Regions from separate parts of the Mus musculus genome. Here region 2 is linked to region 1. Evidence: chromatin loops called from intact Hi-C (ENCODE). Cell type or tissue: gastrocnemius. All regions are shown on one strand. Each heading gives the region's core, and the rest is flanking DNA. Links, peaks and the distances in the headings are about the cores only.

The links. Hi-C counts contacts between places; a loop is a spot of excess contacts. Peaks named below come from ENCODE experiments on the same cell type or tissue, not always from the same donor. Only the 100,000 strongest peaks of a DNase experiment are listed, where the experiment ranks them.
Region 2: a loop joins it to region 1, with 2.2 times the contacts of the local background. A loop is called at or near these places in 17 of 42 quality-filtered maps.

What each region holds. Positions count from the first base shown.
Region 1 is chr6:117,826,704-117,829,618 of GRCm38, forward strand. No RefSeq gene overlaps it. Among named protein-coding and RNA genes, the nearest start is that of Zfp637, 13 kb to the right of the region's middle. In gastrocnemius, for the core only: a CTCF peak has its summit at 1,786 (motif pointing left); a DNase peak (open chromatin) is centred at 1,782.
Region 2 is chr6:116,646,774-116,649,688 of GRCm38, forward strand. It overlaps Rassf4 (Ras association (RalGDS/AF-6) domain family member 4), which reads right to left. Exons shown (of 11, transcript NM_178045.4): 4 at 794-936. Among named protein-coding and RNA genes, the nearest start is that of Mir7043, 2.2 kb to the left of the region's middle. In gastrocnemius, for the core only: no CTCF peak of the experiment used is centred there; a DNase peak (open chromatin) is centred at 1,198; H3K4me3 peaks cover 319 bases; H3K27ac peaks cover 1,989 bases.

The DNA.
Region 1 (2,915 bases), core at 235-2,734:
ACAGCAATGTAGGTGTGACCCCCAGAAGGTCAGAAAGCCTTGGGACTCAGACTCAGACAACCCTGTGTCGGGCCTGGGGTCTGGATAGGGAAGGACAACAAGTGCAAATATCTGACAGCTCTAACACAAAGCTGTCCCAAAGAGGAGCAAGCAGATCCAAGTGCCATGTCACAAGACAGGAGTTGTGGCGCTCAGTAAAGTGACATCATTCATAGCCTCTCATTTCCAAACCATGCTCTCTAGGTGTGAGGCCAGAGACTTGAAAGATAATGACAGAAAGATCAAAAGATTGGTCTGTTCATTATCCCGTGCATAGATGTGACATGAGAAGCCAAGGGTGTCTTTATCTTTCTAACTTTGTATGTATGTCTATGTTTGTGTCTCATAGAAATGTCTGTCTATGTATCTGTGCAAGCCTCCATCTGTAAATAAATGCCTGTGTGCCATGTGTCCCTATGTCTCTGTGTGTCTCTGCACATCTCTATTTCTGTGTGCATCTCTGTCTCTTAAAGGTCACCTGCACGTACCGCCATCTCTTTATGGGCATCTGCGTACACCTCTCTGTGTGCCCATCTGCAGTGGTTTGAATAGGTTTGGTCCCCATAGGTTCGTGTGTTGAATGTGCTTGGCCATAGGGAGTGGCACTATTAGGAAGTGTGGCCTTATTGCGGGAGGTGTGGCCTTGTTGGAGGGAGTATGTCTCCATCTATGTGTTTGTATCTTGTGTATGCCCATGTGCTTCTGTCTGTGTGCATCTATGTTTCTCTGCTTGTATGAGTACAGCTCAGCCCGTTTGTATGCATCACCAATTTCACATCTGTCTCTCTGTGTATCTTTGTCTCTGGAAGTGTCTCCATTTCTGAGTTTCTGTGGGCGAGAGTGTCTCTGCGTCTCCATCTCTAATGTCTCTGTGGGAGCCCCTGTAGATGAGGAAGGAAGGAAGGACTGACAGGGAAGCCTGAGATAGGGGTCACACTATGGCCCAGCCTCTTCCCACAATTCCTTTGGACAGAGTATGGCAGGTCTGCTGCACACTCCCCAGCCCCATCATAAAGGTATAAAGACTGTCTAGGAGTGAGACACGGCAGACAGTTCCCAGAGGGATGTGCCATCAGTATCGCGGCAGATGTGCCATCACATGTCTCAGGATGGGGGTAGGGGGAAGCAGAGAAACCAGAGGACCCCTAGAGCAGTCCTCCCGCCATCAGCAAAGCATGCGGGCACAGCCCTAAGTTCAGCGTGACTGGGAAGCTGGGCACCCCAGAGGGTCTAGACAGTGCTGGAACTGGGGTGCATGCTATTCATCATGGGAGCCCTCAAGACCATCTTCCATGGAGGGTTAGAGGTGCCCATGCTGTCCTTGCCACAGAACATCTCTGCCCACGTCACCCCAGGGAGTCCCAGGGCCATTGACACCATTCTAGAACCTTTCCCAGCCCTCTGTGAAAGCCCAGAGGCTGCAAAACATGAGAAAAATAGGCAGAGCAACAGAAGCCTGAAAACACCAAGGCCCAGGAAGGAAGCAATCATCCCCGGGCACCAGGCAGGCGCTCTGTGGAACCTGGAAGTCCCCTGGCAGAATCCACCCAAAGAAGGGAATGGAAGACGTAGCCCTATGTCGGTTGACTACCACTCTCAGGCACTAAGAAAATGCTAATCTAGCTTTATAGTCTTTGCTCCAGGATGGAGTTAAAATCCAAACTCGAGGGCCTGGGATCCCACTCTTTTGCCTCATGAACACTGCAGGGGTAGGGCTGGTCTTGGGCGTGCCCGCAGCGCCCCCTGCTGCTGTAAGGGAGAAAGGCTTCTGGACTTGGGGAAAGATTTCAGCCTCCTGAACAGTTGCTAGGGAAGCCCCTAAGTGAAGCAAGAAAATCTCTAAGACACCTGGAAATTACACGCAGACTCGGACCTGAGCGCACAGAGAAGCCCAAGTACAGATCAGCCAGGTCAACTGTGGACACCAAGAGCGACCTGCGTCTCAGTCAGGAGATTACCTACACACAGTGTCAGAAGTTGGCTTTCTTGGGAGTTCCGGGAAGAGGCAAGCTTGTGAAGGGAGACCCAAAATGTTCTACTTGGGGTAGAACTACCTCTGAAGAGCGGAAGCAGGAGCAGCGGCTGAACCACACAACAGGAGACAAAGGGCATAATCGCCACCCAGCCTCAGTCTCGCCCAGCTACTTCAAAAAGCCACACCCTTTGTTAAATTTCAAATTATATATTTATTAACCATAAAATCAGCTGTGTGATAATTATGGTTATGGTCTTCACATCCCAAGAAATGCATTAGCTATTCCAAAACACAGATGAGGCTGCTATAAAACCTTTGGAATGACAGTCTAGGTTTTTTGCCTATTTCAGAAATAAAAACCATTGCTTGTTCTTACTTCAGTAAAAACAAATGAAGATAAAGCTAATTTAAGTCTTATTTAGGGATAAGGGAAGGGATAAGGGGTAAGGGGAAAAAATAAGGACAAAGAGAAGAGAAAGCAAGAGGGTCATTAGTATGCCCTTATAGAGTGACCGTATATTCCAGCATTATTACTACCATCACCATCAAATGTCAAATGCAAATTGGAAGAAATTTAGGGGACACAAGAACTGTATGAAATGTGAGACTCTAAGTTGAATCTCGGAACATAAAATCAACCACATTTTTAAAAAAAATAAAAACTAGTTAAACTTAAATAGCCAGAAACTTATGCTTAAATATTAGTCTGGTATGTTGTAACAATATCCTTTTTTTTTTTTTTTTTTTTTTTTTTTTAGGTTTTTCGAGACAGGGTTTCTTTGTATAGCCCTGGCTGTCCTAGAACTCACTCTGTAGACCAGGCTGGCCTCGAACTCAGAAATCCGTCTGCCTCTGCCTCCCAAGTGCTGGGATTAAAGGCATGTGCCACCACACCCAGCAA
Region 2 (2,915 bases), core at 165-2,664, 1.2 Mb before region 1:
AGCTCTGAACCACTGTATGCATGCTGGAAACTGAACTAAGGTCAGAGCAGCTGCAACTTCTGATCCAACTCTCCAGCTCCTTCACATATATGTTTTTAAAACAGTGTTTCTGTATGTGAGCCTGACCTGGGTTCAAACTCAGAATTCCTCTGCCCTTCAGTTTACTGAGGGTTGTAATCTCAGGCAAACTTACATCACCATGCCCATCTTATCTGCATATTTGGCAAGGACAAAATTCTGAATGTGTGCCTCTGAAGAATCATTGCGCAAAGAAGCAAAACTCAGACTAACTGCCTTTGTCCTGATGGTAAAATAAATCGGATTTTAAATTCTGGTAAATTGATGCAAACAGAATCTGTCACTAATGTGAAGCAGTAGCGAAAATAAATTTGGATGAATCCCTAAAATTTCCTTTCAAGGAGATCCCAGTAGGCTGAGGACATAGCTCATTAGTATAGCACTTAGGCGTGGGTTCTGTCCCCAGCACCATAAAGCAGGTGTTGGGAGCATGAAATTATTCTCCTGGAGGAGGGGCAAAGGTCATATCATCCCAGGGAGGGCACCCTAAGTAAGGTTGTGTGTTGCAGTGGGTAAGGCCAGAAAGGACTGAGGTAACCACTGAACAGGAGAGGGGTTTGGTCTGCGCTCCATTCCTAAGCCCCATACAGCAGTGAAGCGTCTACCCCAAGGCTGGGGTACCCACTGGGACAGAGAACTCCACATATAATGTGGTGCACCATGATAATAGACATCACGGAGGTCCCTGGCTCCACTCTACCTGCCAGACACTCACTGGAGGTAGCTGAGCCTCTCAGGCACCCATGTGGCAGACGGCAGGTGCACTCGCTCCCGATCATCCTGCATCTGCAGCCGGATGGGTCGTCTGAGTCCCCAGGCAATGTTGAGGAGTCCTTCGATGATCAGAGTCCCTTCTTCCTGTGGGAGAAACACAGGTCAGTCATTTCAAAAATCCAGAAGCTTCCCTAAAGATGTCTGTCCTTCCTCTTTGTGACCTGCTCGGGAACACGATGCTCAGCCCCCCAACCCTCCCAGGGAAGAGCGAGCTGTGTGTGCATGCTTCAGTGCACGAGGGCAGGGACCAGCAGGAGGACACATGAGGTGTTCCTTCCGCTGCTAAGTCCAGGCCCGGCCAAAGGCAGGGCGGAGGCCAGCATGGAGCTGCTGAGTCAGGTGTCCCCTAGGACACCGCAAGTGTCTGGCAGGCACGTCTACACTGCCGGGAGGAAGCACGAGCGGGGGGAGGCATGCCTGGACACTTGTACTGGGCTAGGCTCCTTGACTCAAAGGGCACTGGGACAGAGAATCCCATAGCCACCAGGCTCTACTGGACATCCTACTGTCTGTGTTCCCTGCCTTGTTTTTCTCTCCACACATCCATCAGTGGCAATGCCAACTGCCTTTTTTTTCCCCTAATGGTGGATGCTGGTTTGCCTAACACTTCTGGGACATTTCCATGGTCTATCATGAGTATTTCATGCTATTTTCATACTGAACCTTCAGCCTTCTCCGACTTCCTTAGGTCTCCAAATGAAAGGACTGCTACTCAACCCACAGTATTCCACCCCACAGGCACCCTCCTGACTCTGGCTCAAACTTCTTCGGTCCTTGGTTCTTTGTCTCTGACGTATTTCCAGCCTCTCTCTCTTCATGGGACTCTCTAGGCTCCCTGTACTCTATGATTACTCCATGAGCAACTGTACTGTCCGGGACCTACCTGAAACCTCTGGCACCACTGAGAGACTCCAGCCTCACTCTCTCATGGCTCTCACCCTATATTTTATTTATTTACATATACGTCTTGGGCCAAGAACATTTAATATAAGAGTCCCACATGTACCCCTATTCTCCCCGTACCTCTTTTCTCTTCTCTTCTCTTTGGGTATTTATTCAGTGATGTTCTACATCCAGTTACCGCTTAAACCGTAACTAATCTCTTTTCATATCTATTTGCCACACAGTTCCCATCTTGGATGGTGGCATGGATAGGCCTACTAACCATGATTCATGATGGCTAACACGCACACTGAAGATGTTTGAGAACACAACGGATGATGGTGATGACGTGGGGTCTAATTAAGAGTTCAGCCAAGCTTCCTAATCCATGGAACAGGAAGCTAAGCAAAGCCTGCGATTAGGTCTCTGCTATGGAGTGATGCTAAGGCATGGTGGTGAAGGGTGTGCTAAGTGAGGTCTGAAGACTCACATACTTAATGGCTACTTAAACGTACAGCACAGGGGATTGCAGTGGGCCTGGTGCTGCCCCGTGGATCTCTAAGATTCATTCATCTGGAAGAACTGGGGTCCCTACTTCTCTTTCTTCCCTACCACTCTTGATAGCCATCTTCCTTCTTTCTGCCTCTATGCATTTGAGTTATTTTGGATTCCACACTACACTTAAGTGAAATCATGCCCCACCCACTGCCCCATGGAGTCTCCTCTCTCTTCATTGTCCTGGAAAGCCCCCGTGAAAACAGGGATGTCATGAGAACCTTCACGTGGGGATGGCCTCACCCCCACTCACAGTGTGGATCTCATGGTCGGCTAACAGTCATGCCTAGTTTCAAACACCTCACTGACCACAGAGAGAAGAGTCTAAGGCTATCAAAACCACACACAGCTTCCTGATACGGCCTCACAGTGTTTGCCTAAACAGTCAGGCAAAAGGCTGGAGTCCTGTGGAATCATTCAGGTGTAAGTTGGGAATTGTCACCTGACTTAAGCATTGTTCAGTATCTCCAATGTCCCCATGCCTTTACCCATGACTCTAATGCTACACTTGGAATGCATAGACACAAGACCAGCAGCTCACCATGCTGCAGGAGGCTAGTGTCTGTCCAGCCCTCATGTATCAGACCTGAACGTACTGTTCCCTCTGTAACTCCTCTTCCTCCCGC